Regions from separate parts of the Mus musculus genome. Here region 1 is linked to region 2. The links are chromatin loops, found by intact Hi-C in ENCODE. Cell type or tissue: left cerebral cortex. All regions are shown on one strand. Each heading gives the region's core, and the rest is flanking DNA. Links, peaks and the distances in the headings are about the cores only.

Region 1 (8,337 bases), core at 203-8,202, 55 kb after region 2:
AACAAAACAAAACCAGAAATATACTCTTCTTTACAGTTTCAGAGGCCAAACACTCCAAATCCAGGGGCTAGGCTTCATGACGAGAGTCTCTTGCCCTGGCTATCCTTAGCCCTTCATGTTCCTTGGCTAACACAGCATAGCTCCAATTTCACTATTCATCTACACATGGCTACTTTCCCTTGGTGCTGGTCTGTATTCAAATTTACCTGTCCTTACAATGACTGTGTCAGGTCCAGTCTAACCCAATACATCATTTAAACTTGATTTTTTTCCCCCCCACTAAAGATCCTATTTCCAAATAAGGTCACATTCGAGCACACTAAGGTTAGAGCTCTAACATCTGGTTTTAGAGTCATGAGCCAGTTGTCAAGTGTTGACCTATAGTTGTCTGTTGCTATGCAGTTTTCAAAGATATGCTGATAATCCCCATGAAAAGAGCCTGTTACATCGAGCTAACAGTGTTAGTAGCTCAATGTGGTGCAGATCTACGTCTTGCTTTTGGCCATGGCTTGGGAGAACTGACCTCAGCTCACTGGTCATCAGTCTCCTCATTGATAACATGTGGAGAAGAGACTCAACTGTTCCCTGGCTATGTTGATTCTTAGCACAGCATCTGGCCTGAGGATTATACCATAGGTTTCACCATCAGGAGAGTAGACTATTCTCTCTGTCCTTCATATTTGCACACAGTCTCATGTACTTAGCAGACACTAACATGGGACATCAGGGTCTCAAATGAATTCTTAGAACTGCTACATATCTGTTGCCAGCCCTTAAGGTTTCTATACTAGACAATGCCAAGTCAGCTCAAGATTTACCCAGGGGACAAGTCATTTTGTTGTTCTCTTGTCCCTCTCTGTCCCTATCCTGTCTATTTGCTAAGCTAAAAGTATTGTGTGTGTGTGTGTGTGTGTGTGTGTGTGTGTGTGTGTGTGTGGTGAGGGGGAAGATGGAAAACAAATGTTGGGGAATATGTGTGCATGTGTGCTTCAGTCTAGATTGATCCTGTGCGATTTTTTTGTTTTTGTCTCCCACAAGACTCTCTCTATCCTGCACACAGCCAGGTTCCACACAGGGTGGATAGAACTGGTCTGTCTTGGGTTTCTGCCGGTTTCATGGGCTTTGATGTTGGTTCAGCTCCAAGGTAGCTGGGAAAGACAAACTACTATTTGTTACTTGAGGGGAAAAAAGGGAAAGTTTAAAAAACAAAACAAAACCTCAGTCTTTTATCTCCATGTCCTCTAAGTTACCAGTCTCCTGGTGAAGGGAGGGAACAAGTGGGTTTTATCTTACTGCCATGGGAACATCAGAGAACTCAGAGCCCTGGGGGTGCATGCAGTGACCAGTGAGTAGAGAGGCCAGGCTCTCTCAGGCTCTCTCTGGGAATGCAATACTTTCAGGGAACTGGGCTGCTGCTAGTGGTGGTGGCTGGTGGCTGGTGGGTGGTGGGTGGCTGGTGGCCGGGCAGGAATGGGAGGAGCAGGGAGCTTTAGTGATGCCCTAGGGAGCCTCCAGCTAAGTGGATGACACATCTACAGCAAGGGGAACACACTGCTCTTTTCCTTTTTTTTTTTTTCTTTGAAATTTTAACTTTTTAAAAGAAAATTTTATGCACATGGGTGTTTTGCCAGATATGGTAGTGCCAGATATGGTAGCTCATATCTGTAATTATAGCCATTTAAGAGGCTGAAGCAAGATAAGTACCACAACTCTGAGGCCAGCCTGGGCCACATAGTAAGTTCTGTCTCAGAACAACAACAACAACAACAACAACAACAACAAACAACAACAACAGCAACAACAACAGCAACAACACAAAACCAAAACCAAAACAAAACAACCAAATAAAACAAACAAAAAACACAACCAAATAAAAACAAAACAAAATAATAAAATAATTTTAAGTGTGTGTATGTGTTTAATACCTTATTAGGTTAAAAGATTCAGCTTCACTGTTTGGTATCTGGGTGCTTCAGCAGTTGGAAAGCATTTCCCAGCTGAGTGGTCTCGGCACCTATGTCAAAGATCCTTTGATGGGGCTGGAACAGAGCTCAGCATGAGAGAGCTTGCCTAGTAGTTCACATGCGTTTTAGGATGATTGTTTTTGACAGAGATTTGACTCAGTCTGGAGATCTCTTTGGGTGGTATCTTAGTAGCCTTAAGTCTCCAGTCCAAGAGTCTAAGCTAGATTTTAGTCTCTGTTTTACCAATCCCTGTTCTTTATTATTTTATTTGTCTACAATTTATCAAAGTTAGTCGCTAGTTTTATGCTACTTATCCTTCTCCTTTTTTGAGACAGGGTTTCTCTGTGTAGTTCTGGCTGCCCTGGAACTCAATTTGTAGACCAGGCTAATCTTGAACTCACAGAGATCCGCCTCCCTCTGCCTCTCAAGTGCTGGGATTAAAGGTATGTACCATTATGCCAGGTATCTTTTTCTGTTTAGTTTAAACACTTACAACTATAATCATCCCCACACTTCACACTGTCTCTGTTTTCTTTTTTCTCTAAGCATATTTTAATCTCACTGTGGTCTATTTAACCCATTGACCGTTGAAGGGTCTATTGTTTAATTTCACATATAATATATAATTCCAATCAAATAAGACACTTTGCTTGAAGTGTATCATTTAAAATCTACTCAGGGCCTAAGGAGGTAACAGTTGACAAAGTACCTGTTCCACATGCATGAGGGCCTGAGTTTGGGTCCCCAGTGCCCACGTTAAAGCCTTCGTGTGACAATGTAACCTTTGCAACCTTAGTGTTCATAGTGGGAGGTGGACAGACACAGTTGAACCCTCAGAGGTCATTGGCCAGCCAGCCTAGCTAACTGCTGGTCAGCACTGTGTTCAGTGGAAGATCCTGTCTCAAAATACAAGGTAGAGAACAATAAAGGACACTGGTTGGTGACCTTCGTGTGTCACATGCACACACTGTCATGAACATGCACATATATCCTACTCCCTACACACACACACACACACACACACACACACACACACTGAGGATTTGTGATCTAACATATTGTCTATTCTAGAAAAAGTCTCTTGTACACCCAGAACAAATGTTTTTTTTACCTGACTTATGTCTAGTTGGTATATTTTCTGAGACAGGGTTTCTCTGTGTAACCCTGGCTGTCCTGGAACTCACTCTGTAGATTCCAGGTTGGCCTCGAACTCAGAAATCACCTGCCTCTGCCTCCCAAGTGCTAGGATTAAAGGCGTGGGCCACCACTGCCCGGCCTTTACTTATATCAACGTGATGGCTCTGTCCCACAGATGGAGTAGAGTATTAACATCCCCAGCTATTGTTGTGCAGTTCTTTTTCTTCTTCAATTATAATAGTAAACATTCTACAACCATCACAAAATACCCGAGACACGTGACTTACAAGGATGAAAGGCTTATTTAGACTGATGGTTGCTGTCTATGGTTGGTTGGCCTTAGGCTTTGGGGCCTGTGATGGGACTGCATCATGGTGTAAACACACAGTAGAAGCTGCCCAGTGCAGGAGGTGAATGAGAACGAAGGAGCTAACTCCCCCCATGTCCACAGCAACCGTGTGCTTCCCTGTCCTGACTTCTCTCCACATGGGATTGTTTCTCTGTGCATGTCTGTCTCTGTTTCTAGACTTCCTCTTTCTCTACGGATGCTGTTGCTCAGATTCAAGGCCTTTCCCACTGATGCAACTCATCCATCAGCAAAGATCCTAATTTCTAAATAAGCTTTCAAAGGCGCTGGGGAATAGGGCATACCTTCAACATATCTCTTTAACCAGGTGGCCACAGTTGAATCCATAATAAGTAGTTCAAAGGAAAAATGATAGGAATACTGGTTTGTACAAATAAAGGAGCATTGGCATCACTCACAAGTGGTGGGAAAATGCACTATCCTATAAGAGAGAAGGATGGGAAAGGAGAGTCAATAGACCCTGTCTCAGAAGGACAGAAGTTACATGTCTGCTAGTTACAGAGTGGCGGGAGAGTAACGAATAGGGCTAGAGTCTCATCAGCAGAAAGGCTGCTGGTTAGGTTGCTGAAAGGTAAGTTTTTTCTATACTCCTTTTAATCCAGTCATTTTTATCACTTGGGACAGACAATCCTAAAACACTGAGCACTAAGCAGTCCTCATGTCTTGTTCCTGGGAATCTGTTCCCACTTCCATTTCCCAGTCCTGCTTTCCGCTGTCACTGGGTAAGGGGTTGACTGTGTCCTCCTCAGTGGCAGTGTGTGGTTATTGAAGATGGCAGGAGCCTCAGGAGAGATATGTAGCACACCTTGTGGTTGCTCTCTGCTCCTTCTTCCTGCAGTCTCCTCGGGGAGGCAGACTCGGGGAGGCAGAAGCCAAGTCCATGGAAACAAAGGAAACCGAGAAGCCAAGTCCGTGGAAACAACTGTTACAGACACAGGTGCCGTGGCATCCAGGATGCCATGGACACTCCCCATACTGTTTGAACATAAGGCTCGCCCATGTCGAATGAGCACTCTACCTCCGAGCTGTAGCTACCCAGTCTCCACTTCTTAGGCCCCAGCTAATAAATGGCACGGGGCTCAATGCTGCATGACACAAATGTGACCCTCAGTGGGTGGAGTTTTAAGAAACTGCAGACACGCCGGGCGGTGGTGGAGGCAGAGGCAGGGGGATTTCTGAGTTCGAGGCCAGCCTGGTCTACAGAGTGAGTTCCAGGACAGCCAGGACTACACAAAGAAACCCTGTCTTGAAAAACCAAAAAAAAAGAAAAAAAAAAAAAAAAAAAAAAAAAGAAACTGCAGACACATGGGCTCAGTAAAGAATGCTGGCCTCGAAGAAAATAACTCTGGGAAACAGCGTGGGAATTTTCTCCCCTGTGATTCATACTCCTGAGATTCTTTGGCCTTCTCACTATATAACTTCCTGCTTTTGTGCTGTATTGCTTTTTGTTTTGTTTTGTTTTGTTTTGTTTTGTTTTGTTTTTCTCCAGAAAGAGAAAAATCCTACTGGGGAAAGCTAGGCCAAGTTGGAGAACGTCTTGTTGCCCAGGCCAAAGCCAAAAGAGCCAGCACTTTCCAGTAGGAAGTGACTCTATCTGAAGGGCCGGATGCCAGTCTGCTGGCACAGCTGGCACTCTTTGGAGACAGGTTCTTTCGTGTGTCTTGTACAGCTCTCTAATTTACTCCCACGTACCCGAGCACTTGCCAGTTTTCCATACATCACGCCCGGAAGCTTCCAAGGAGATGGCCAGAATCTCAATCTTACATTTTATTTCAATACCACAGACCTCTGTGGGCAGAAATCCCACTGTCATGCTTTGTGACACTTGCAATTCTTCCTTAGAAACATTTTTTTTAATTAAAAACAAATGTTTCCATACAATATATTTTGACCATATTCCTTCCCCTCCCCCATCTCCTCCCAAAGCACCCCCATTTCCTATCCACCTAACTTCATATGATCTCTCTAAAAAATGCAAATAACACCACCACCACCAAATTAAACCAAAACAGGTGCATGCGTGTGAAAGCATATCCCCCCCCCAAAAAAAACCCAAACAACAGATAAACAACAAAAAACCCCAACCCAAACAACAACCACCACCCAACTAAAAACCATAGAGTTAGTTTTGTGTTAGCCTACTACTCCTGACATGAACCCTTTCTCTGGAATGTGGTTGGTACACTCAGAGTTATTCTGCTGGAGAAAACTGATTTTTTTTCTTTCCCAGCAAGTATCAATTGCAGGCAGCTTCGTGGTTAGCAGTGGGACTCTGTGCCCCTTTCCCTTTCTCCGAACTTTGTGCAGATCTTGTACGCTGGTGTCACGGTCTCTGTGGATTCCTACGTGATTCCTACTCAGCAGCCCTGCTGAGTCCCGATGACACTCTTTCCTTACAATCGTCCACCACCTCTGGCTCTTATAGTCTTTCTGCCTCCTCTTCTACATACATCCCTGAGTCCTGAGGGGAGGAGTGTGATTAAAACATCTCAGGAGTCTTTGAGCTGAGCACTGTAAGGTCTCTCTAGCTGCCTGAGCATTGCTTGTGTGGTTAGCTATGTTAATTACTACCTACTGCGAGGGGAAAGGGAAGCTTCTCTGATGAGGGCTGGCAATGCAGTGACCTATGGGTATAGCAATGTGTCATTAGGAGTGGCTTTATTGCACTGTTCCTTTAGGAGGATAACAGTAGTACATATTCCTGGAGGACTCATGACCTAGTCACTCAGGCTCTTGATTTTTTTTTTTTGGGGGGGGGGGACGACAATCAATCCTGTGTCTTTATTAAAGAGGGCTAGAAAGGGACCACACCTGGCAACCAAGGAGTGAGGTACCAGCCAGGGATGGGATGGGCTCAGGCTCTTGGGACTCAAGGGAAGATTCATGGCCTGGAAGGGCCCAAGGAGACCTTGTCCTGGCAGTAGCTGAGAAAGTGCCTAAGGGAAAGCTTTAGGCACTACAGCCACAAGCTGGTTCTGCAGGCTAAGGGGCTGAGGCTGTAGATTCAAAATAGGTTGGGGTGGTCTGGAATCACTCTGAGGCCACCTTGGCTTTTCTACCTAGATTATCCACTGGTCCTGATCCTGTTCGTTGCCTTCCATGTCCACCTCATTGACCTCTCCATCATCAGGTGACTCATTATAGTCATTCATCTCATCCATGTCTTGCCTGTCCTCATCATCTTCGGAATCCTCTTCACTGTCCTCATCATCTTCATCATCCTCTTCTTCCTCATCATCGTAGTGCTCTGAGGCCGGCTTGCCAATAGGTACCAGGTTGTTGTCTTTCTCTGCGATGCTTTGGAGCCAGGCCTGCTGCTGCTGCTCCTGCTGCTGCAGCTCTGTCTCCTCCACACAGGGTCGGTCCAGATTAAACCACAGCGTCTCAGTCACATGAGGGAAGAGTGACGGGGACAAGGTGGACATGGCTCCTAAGCTGAGTTTGAGTCCTGGCTCCATCACTTACTAGCTTTTTGATTTTGGCCAATACACTTAACCTCTCTGGGCCTCAGTTTCCTCATCACTGCCCATTCTTTGCTCATTATGATAATGACTGCGAGATTGGCCAACAGGGCTCTTGATCTTATTAACAGTGGCGGGTATGGATTCTAGCTTATAGAGTGGGCCTTACACCCAATTAAGAAAAAAAAAAAAACGGTAACTACAACCCCCCTCCACACACACACAAGTGGTTGGTTACTTCCACAACATATGTGCCACTATTGCTGTAGTCTATCTTGCAGATAGGTCTCTATTATAGTCCAACATCCTTAGCCCTTAAGGAAATTCACACTAAAATGACTTTGAAATTTCTTCTTACTCAAGTCAGAATGACCAAGATCAATAAAAGAGATGATATCCCACGCTGGCAAGGATTCATACAAAGGAACTGCTTCTTCTTCAAAAACATTTTTTTAATTAAAGAAAATTTTATACAATATTTTTTGACTATATTCTTTTCCCTCTCCTAACTCCTCCCAGATCACCCCCTTTCCCTATCCACCCAACTGCATATTCTCTCTTTCTCTAAAAAAAAAAAAAAGAAGAAGAAGAAGAAGAAGAAGAAGAAGAAGAAGAAGGAGGAGGAGGAGGAGGAGGAGGAGGAGGAGGAGGAGGAGGAAAAAGAGAAGAAAAACAACACCTTCATTGCTGGTAAAAGTGCACACTTGTGTAGCCACTGTGAATGTTAATGTACAGGTTTCTCAACAAGCTGAAAATAGATCTTCTACAATATGCAGTTGTAACACTCCTGGGCATCAAAGGACTCTATATCCTACCACAGTCTTGCTTATCCGTGATCATATGTTCTTTTCATAACAGCCAGACTTTTCTTCTTTCCTGTTCATATGTAAATTCCTCTCACGTGTCTGAAGAGAAAGCACAAGAGAAAAGTGCTCTTTCATAGTGTGTCTTAATCCATTTCTCATACTGTAACAAATATCTGTGACAATCAAGTATAAAGATTTATTTGTTTGTTTATTTATTTATTGGGTGTGTGTGTTATAAGACTGGAGACAGTGGGTGTCTTCCTTAATTTCTCTCCAATTTAGTTTTTGAGACAGGGTCTCTTACTGATCTGAGATCCACCAATGACTATATTGGTTGGTCATCATGCCCAAGGGAACCTTCTGTCTTTTTCTGTCCACAGCCCTAGCTGGGACTATGAGCCACCATGACTGACCTTTTGTGGATGCTGAAGAATGTACCAGGTTCACTTTACTGACTAAGACCCTATGTGGACTCTTACGAAAATCTTTCATTATCTCTTTATTCATGTGTGTGTCCTTCTAAGAGCTGAAAGACACTCTAGCCTCAGACCAAAAGGGCCTGGCTCCCTGGACATTGCTCTGTCTGACAGTGGCCTGACTCT
Region 2 (8,337 bases), core at 139-8,138:
CAAGTTCTGTCTTAGATTCCAGAGAGCCATGCGCTGCTGGAATGTGCTGGCCTATGATCTGGGTTTTGGGCCCTTTGCTTGATAATTATATGTGTGTGTGTATGTGTGTGTTCAGCTCTGAGGAGGTCACAGAATGGAGGTCTCTAGGTCCTATGTTGCTTGAAAGCATCTATTTCTTCTGCTCAAAAGCATGTATTTTTTACAAAACTTTAGTTAGTGCTCATTATTTTATTTGTTCAGTTTGAGACAGGGTCTCTTGTAGCCCAGGCTAGCCTTAAATTCATTCTGTAGCTAAGGATGACTTTGAACTCCTCATTTTCCTGCCTTAAAGTGAACTGGGTAACCTAGGGATTTTGGTTCACGTTTGTAACCTCAGCACTCACGGCATAGACACAGGAGGATCTTGGATTGAGGTAAGCTTGGGCTGCCCCCAAACGAAACAAAGCAACACAAAACAATTCAATGAAAATCTATTGAAAATTTCAGCTGTCAACCATACACACACATTTTATGTGTTTGTTGGTTGGTTTGCTTACTTGGAGTCATGTTTTCACTATGTAGCCCTGGTTGACCTGTGTCTTCCTCTGGAATCTAATATTGCTCTAACATTTGTGAATCATTGTTTCTAGTGCTAGACTTTTAGGGCTGTCTTCAGGATTTCCCATGCACTGGGGGGAAAAGACAAAAGAATTTCATTTACTATTATGCTAGGGATGTAGGAATATAAAGAATTGCAAACCTCGAGGGTCATATAGTGCACTTTCCTGCCCTCTCTCTTTGAGGAGGATGAAGGAATGAAACATTATACAAAGTTATGTACAAAGCTGTGTTTCCCCAGCCTTTGCCTTTCCATGGAAGACTCCTTCCATATTTGTCCTCATGAAGGCTGTATTGGGCAAGGCTGACAGAGCCCATCAGGAGTTGTGGGAAACAGGTTTACAGAGTTTAACACTCCTGGCGAATATGGCATAGTTATAGGCCCCAAGTTACACCATGTCCAGATGTCGTTTTTTTAGACGGCACCTGCTTAAGCTGACCTTGGAGCTATATTAAGAGTCTTGTTTCTTTACATTCAAAAGCATCCCGGGTACCATCTGATAGCTGAACATTTGGGTTCAGAGCTGGAAATGAGAAGGCACGATGCTTCAGAAGGCTGTAGTACTTAGTCTCAGAGTCTCTTAAGACTCCTAGAGAGTTCCAGAATCCTCTTTAATATGTCAGGGAAGAAATTACCAAAAAGGCATCATTTAAAAAAGACATTTTAGAATTTTTTGGGGGTATTTTTTCTCAAAGTATCCTGTCTAGGAATGATGATAAGCAATACTGATTCAATTCATTCATTTTTAATTTTTTTCTTCTATTTAATACTTAACAATTGCTGGGCAGTGGTGGCACACACCTTTAATCCCAGCACTTGGGAGGCAGAGGCAGGTGAATTTCTGAGTTCAAGGCCACCCTGGTCTACAGAGTGAGTTCCAGGACAGTCAGGGCTACACAGAGACACCCTGTCTTGAAAAAAACAAAACAAAACAAACAATTAAACTACTTAACAATTATTGGTCATATGTCAGATTTTGTCCTAGGAAAGACAGTTGTGTTAGCACATAGATAGGAGACAAGGCACTCAGAAAGTGACTCTCTTGGGGTATAAATGGGCTTGAAGGCAAAGCTGAGATCTCTGACATATTAAAGAGGATTCTGAAATTCTCTAGTAGACATAAGATGAGCATGTCCTGGCTAGGTGGAGAAGGGGATGAGAATGGGGGCCTTGTGGACAGAAGGGATGAAGGCGGGGGATGCTGATGGCAGGGAAACGTTCTGTTTCATCAGAGCACTGAATACCGGTGGGCAGAGGGCGGGGTGAGGCCGGAGGAAGATACATATGGTGGATGCAGTGGATGATGTTCCCTCGAAGGACAGGATAAGTACTCACAAAAGCCTCAGTACAAATTTCACCTCTCCAGAGAGTGGTGTCCCTTTTGTCCTAGTGCGAAACGAACTTGTCTAGCTCGTTGACGTGTGTTACTCTTCGCACTTTTTTGCAACCTGGATCTTTGAAACGATGGTAAGAATATGTTCTTATGACTTCATGTCAGATGCGTGGTGTCACGGTCTCTTGTCTGTCCTTATGCCACAAGTGCTTTGAGCCAAGTGTCCGGGACACTCATGAACCGGTGAGTCATGGAGAGGTATACCTGACAGACTGGGGGAACTATGTCTCTCCAGCCCAGACCTTCTTGTCAGTCAAGTTAGATGAGGCTGCATAGGAAGATTATCTGTAAGGTCATCACTCACTGTCAAGAAAAGTTCAAGAAAGAGGCCATCAGCGTCCATATTAAGAATGGAGCAGAGCTGGTCTTTCCCCTTGAAGGCTCGCCTCTCAGGAGGGTGGGCCCTGTCCCTTGCCTGGGCAGCACAGTAGAGCTAGCTCTGATGGCACAGGTGCAGGGAGCCAGTTCTAAGGCTGTGAGAGCAGGAGAGCTGGTCTAGCCCCTCACCAACTGCAGCATTCTGGAACTTGCCTCCCTCCAACACACCTCCACTGCACAGAACAGTAGAGTTGGCCCTGCTGGCATGGGTGCCAGTGAACCACCCAAGGCCAAGAGAGTGGGAGAACTGCCCCTGACTCTTGCTGGCTGCAGCATTGAGTGGGCTACCTGGGGCAGTGCTGGAGAGCTCACCCTGGTTGTACGGGTGCGGGAGAGCCCTTGGGCTAACCAACTCACCTACCACCCAGGCCCAGGTCCAGGGCTTTGAGTTGACCCATCCCAAATTCTACCTTACCTGTGAACTGCTGGAGTGTGTAAAAGGGCCAGTCCTACAGATCCAATGTATCTACTGTTAATTACACCTAGATAGTAAAAGTAAAATAAAGTTTGTTTGAGAGGTCCTGGGATCTGTACAGGGAAAGAACATTGTATCTTATTCAGAGATCAGAGGGAATTTTACAGAAATTTAATCTTTTTCTTGTCCTTTTTGGGTGAGGAGAGGGAGAGATTAAGCCAGAACCTCCCTCTGTAGCCCATGCTGGCCTTGAACTTGCTCCCCAGCCTTTGGAGTCCTAGGATTACAGTAAACCATAGTGCCCAGTTGAACTCCCTGTGTTCTGCTGGAGCTGAGTCCCGGTGGGTGAGTTTCAGGAGTCCATCTGCCTCAGGCAGAGAGGAAGGCAGTGAGGGGCTGGACCAGCTCTCCCGCTCTCACAGCCTTAGAACTGGCTCCTGGCGCCTGTGCCATCAGAGCTAGCTCTACTGTGCTGCCCAGTACAGTACACCTCTGAGGCCAGCCTGGGCCACACAAGATTCCATTTAGATAACGAGGGAGGGAGATGGCTTCATTGTCAAAGCTCTTGCTGTGTACGTATGAGATTTCAAATTTAATGCCTGGATCTCATGGAGGAAGGAGAAAAATTTCCAGAGTCTTCTGACCTCAGTGAGTGCCATGGCTTGGCATGCTTGAACTCAAGCCTGTACATCACACACACACACACACACACACACACACACACACACACACACACACACACACACACACGCAGATACACACACACACACACACACACACACACACACAGATACACACACACACACACGCAGATACACACACACACACACACACACACGCAGATACACACACACACACACATACGCAGATACACACACGCACACGTAGACACACACACGTAGACACAATAATAATTATTATAAAATAATAACAAAAGACCTAAAAAGGATACTACCTAAAGTGTGTGTGGGGGTGGGGGGCGGTGAGTACCTACAGGGTTGGACGGGCAGGGCATTTTGATTAGGGAACTGAAAAAAAAAAGAAAAGAAATGGGGACTTCTGTATTTTTGGGGGGGGGGGCTTGGGGGAACCTATTCATAATTTTTAAAAAACAAACAAACAAACAAAGAAGGTGTTTGGGAGTTATAGAAAAGCAGGCCAACACATCAGAGAAATTTTCAGAAGGGATGTAAAAACAACAAAAACAAAACCCAAAAAGCTGGGCGGAGTTTGTGGGTAACACATCGCATATGGCAGGCCCTGGGTTCAACTTCCAACATCCTTTGAAAAGAAGCAAACAGGAAAGAAAAGAAATGAACCTCGGCATAATTTAGTAAGCTCGGGGAAGCAGGGCCTGGGCGTGAAGCAGGTAGTGGTGCTGAGGAAGGAGAGGATCCTTTGAGAGTTAGAGTTGCCCGAGTTTCATTGGTTAGAGCATGCGTGAATCGTGACAGAGGATTCTTACTCTCTGGCTGTGCCCATTGGGCAGCTGGAGGAAGCTTGAGTCACATCTTACAGACTTTGCAAAGGGCTAGATGCCTCCGCAGAGCCTCTGAAAAGGTTTAATGAACACGGTGCAGAAACGGGCAGGAAGCCGCTCCGACAGAGAGAATAGTGGGTTGGTGCAATTCTAGGAAATGAGAGAATTAAAGCATACCTTATAGATACCCGGGACTCTCGCCAATTTCGCTATAAAATTAGCTAAGATGGGCAATTCTCCACTCAAGGCTAGGCCTGTGAATTTCAAAGGGGGCAACCCCAAATGAACACATGGGACCCAGTTTCTGTGTTTTGTGTGGGGGATGGATTCTTCCTCCTTGCCTGGGCGAGCAAAGAATGAATTGACGTAATGTTCTAAAATCAGTGCGGTTCCATTGGTTTAACAAGACGCCGACTGATTTTCTTGGAGCGCCCTCCCTTCTGTCTGTCCTACCTACCACACTCCTTTGCGGGATTCAAAGCCTAGTTCACATCCAGCCTCTGGAACCCGCCCCACATGACGTCAGCCGGCTTTGCGCTTCAGGGCTCCAAATGTTCCTCTGCAGTTGCTTTGGGGTTTACTACAGACTTCCTTGAATATTTCAGTTTTCAGGGGCTGGGAACTAAGGATTGATTGAATCCAGGGTCCTGTGCATGCCACATAATCACTTCACCACTGAGCTATGTCCCTAGACTTTATTGTGACTTTTGTTTGAGAATTGGGACTCACAGGACAGCACAGCCTCACCTTGGATTTGCTATTTCCCTGCTTCAGTCTCCTGAGGGCTGGAATTACAGGCATGCACCACCAGTCTTTGGCTTACTTTTCATTTTTCACTGTCCCCAGAGAGTATACCCTCTTATTCACCTGATTATGATTCTCTGTTTTCATGCCCTGGTCATCTGGTCTCTTGCACAAAGCAGGCAAACTTCCACGTTGCTGCCCTTGTAGCTGCCGTGTGCCCGTTGGTTCATTCATTCAGCAAAGGTTTTCTGAGTATTGAGCACGTGCCAGGCACATGACCGGGCTCCAGGGCACCTCTTGACTTCCTCTCCCCTGGCTCAGTGGGTTCCAGCCTTAGTCACTTGTTCCTACCCTGGGGCTTTTCCTCTTGTCCTTCCACTTGCCTGGACTGTCCCTTCTCTAAGCATTTTTTTTCTTAAGGATTTATTTATTTTATGTATGTGAGTACACTGTAGCTGTATAGATGGTTGTGAGCTTTCATGTGGCTATTAGGAACTGAATTTTAGGACCCTTGCTCGCTCCAGTCAGCCCTCTTAGAATTTTTTTTTTAATTAAATATTTTTAGGCAGAGTCTATGTGTATCTCTGGCTGGCCTAGAAGACACTATGTAGACCAGGTAGGCCTCTAACTCATAAAGATCCACCTGCATCTGCCTCCCGAGTGCTGGGTTGAAAGCCATCATAGTCCACTTGAACTTTTTAATATCAAGGTTGCCTTTAATCTCATTTCTGTGGAGAAATCATCTCAGACTAGTCTGCTATTTGCTTCAGATCTCAGCATCTTTCCCTTTTTTTCCCCAACAGTATTAGTTAGATCAGCTAGTCTGCATAGTGTACACAGACTACAGGACGGCGGTGAAGCGCTCTTCTCCACTGGAACACAAACAGCTAGCATGGCGTCTCCCTCCTAGCAAGAGCTCTGAAAGGTTCATTTGAACCAATAAATGGGTGATGTCCACTTTCTTGCAAAGACAGATGCTGCGTGCTTATATGTCAAGAACAAACCAAGGGAAGACAGTGTGTGTCAACATGTGGTAACTCCACAATGTGGACTGTGGGTGGGCTCAGGAGAAGGCTGGATCTAAGTGTGTAGCCCTGAAGCGTCTCAGCATCTTACACCCGTTGCTGAATCTGGTCCAATTTCTTCTGATTTATGCTTCCCAGAAAGCTCCTACAACTTCCAGTCCTAGGACATGACCTCTGATTATTGATGAAGACATGGACACTTCTAGCTGTCTGCAGGCACTTGGTAAGATACATCACAAGCCATTCACTTCAGTATGTGTGTTTGTGTATACATACATATATATGTGTGTGTGTGTATATATGTGTGTTTGTATATATATGTGTGTGTGTGTGTGTGTGTGTGTGTGTACATAAATTTTATATATATATATATATATGTAATTACACATTATATAACAAGGCTCCACTCTAGACCATTTCACCAACATATTTACTAACTGTATTCATTCTTACAGCTGTTTATACATGTGTTTAACTCCCACATATGGTAAACCGATGTCAATCACATTCACAACAAACCTAGGCGTCCTCTTTCCTTTGTGCAGAGGCAGTTAATGTGCACACTGCTGCGGTTATTTAGCCGACCACTATAGTACCCACGTGTTAAAATTTAATCCAAGTGACTCTTCCCTGCCCCACCCACTCAGCCATCTTCCTAGAGAAGTATTCGCTGGTATTTACTTCTGGCTCTATTTTTGAAAAGGGTCTCTGTGGACATCTGTTTACTTTGCTCTTGTCCTTGATATCAAAACTGTCACCACCACATGGCTGATGGGTAAGCGGTCGTGCTGCTGAGGGAACAGTCACGTGAGCATTTAATCACAGCCCTCCTGCTTCTTATAACCCACCATCACGGTAACTAGTGCTGCGTCCGTTCACGTCATTACTACAAAAATTGATGTTTGTCAGGGCAGTGTGTAGTTAGGACTCTCTATAGTCTACTGAAAAGGCCTTTGTGTTTGGGGAATCAAATTATAATTTTCCCCAATGTCTTCATCTTTTCAGGAGAAAAATGGGCATGTGCCCAAAATGCACACTATGCAATTAAAGTAGAAGATGGGCATCCCATTGTTCTGAAGGGGCAGCCAGGCACCAGAGACTGAGAAGAGGAGGACGAATGGGTTCTTGTCAGAGCCCTGTCCCGTGCATTTCCCACATGCCCTTCTCATTTTTTTCTTTATTTTAATTACTTACTTAATTTACTTATTTATTCTAAGGCTAGTGAATCAATTCAGGGACACAAGAATGGTAATCAAGCCCTCTACCATTGGGCCTCAGCCCTGTAGCTCTCTTTTTATGCCTGTTGCCTTCCTTAAATCTTCCCTGTTCATAACTGCAGCTTCTTCTTCTTCCTCCTCCTCTTCCTCCTCTTGCTCCTCCTCCTCCTCCACCCCTTCTTCTTCTTCTTCTTCTTCTTCTTCTTCTTCTTCTTCTTCTTCTTCTTCTTCTTCTTCTTCTTCTTCTTCTTCTCCTTCTCCTTCTCCTTCTCCTTCTCCTTCTCCTTCTCCTTCTCCTTCTCCTTCTCCTTCTCCTTCTCCTTCTCCTTCTCCTTCTCCTTCTCCTCCTCCTCCTCCTCCTCCTCCTCCTCCTCCTCCTCCTCCTCCTCCTCCTCCTCCTTCTTCTTCTTCTATAAAACAAAGAAATTAGATTAGATTACAAGTGTGGAGTATTGATAAGGTTGTAGAAATATCTCCTTATGGAAACCCTCTGTGTGATTTATGGCAGGGGTGGGGGTGAAGAAGAGGTACCAAATGAAGTGGCTTTTGGTTTATTTTAAGAGAGAGATGGAGGGAGGGAAGAAAGAGAGAGCGATGCAGAGAAACAGAGAAAAAAACAGGATAGCAAATTGTGCCCACCGTGAAACAGTTAATAATGCTGTCGATTCCGACCCTGCTGTCGTATAATGGAGATAAGAGTCTCATTATTCAGAAACATGCAAATACAGCGATTCTAGTCTTCACACACAGACACTAATCACCACGCCAGCCGATCACGCTATGTAATTTGCTCTGTGAACTCAGGCACATAAAATATATCACTGTAATCACTTGCCAGTCACAGCAGGACTGAAGACAGCACCAGAATAGCCCATGTTTGAAAGGGGACATGCTGAGGACCGCATTCTCAAAAGGCAAAAAAAAAAAAAAGAGAGAGAGAGAGAAAACAACGGGGCCAATCACAATGGCCTCTGATTGGATTGGATTTGCAGAGCCCCTGGCTGTAAAGGGACATAGCTCTCCTCAAATGGCACTTGCCATGGGAATTGGAAATGAGGGTTCCTCTTGACCTTAAAGAGTGCTGTGT

Evidence for each region. Peaks named below come from ENCODE experiments on the same cell type or tissue, not always from the same donor. Only the 100,000 strongest peaks of a DNase experiment are listed, where the experiment ranks them.
Region 1: it touches region 2 in a loop (2.2-fold over the local background); 2 of 42 quality-filtered maps call a loop at or near these places.

Annotation. Positions count from the first base shown.
Region 1 is chr10:95,666,464-95,674,800 of GRCm38, forward strand. It overlaps the pseudogene Anapc15-ps. Among named protein-coding and RNA genes, the nearest start is that of Gm33336, 38 kb to the left of the region's middle. In left cerebral cortex, for the core only: no CTCF peak of the experiment used is centred there; DNase peaks (open chromatin) are centred at 1,452, 4,859 and 5,143.
Region 2 is chr10:95,611,748-95,620,084 of GRCm38, forward strand. No RefSeq gene overlaps it. Among named protein-coding and RNA genes, the nearest start is that of Gm33336, 16 kb to the right of the region's middle. In left cerebral cortex, for the core only: no CTCF peak of the experiment used is centred there; DNase peaks (open chromatin) are centred at 4,322, 4,666 and 5,238; H3K4me3 peaks cover 285 bases; H3K27ac peaks cover 1,493 bases.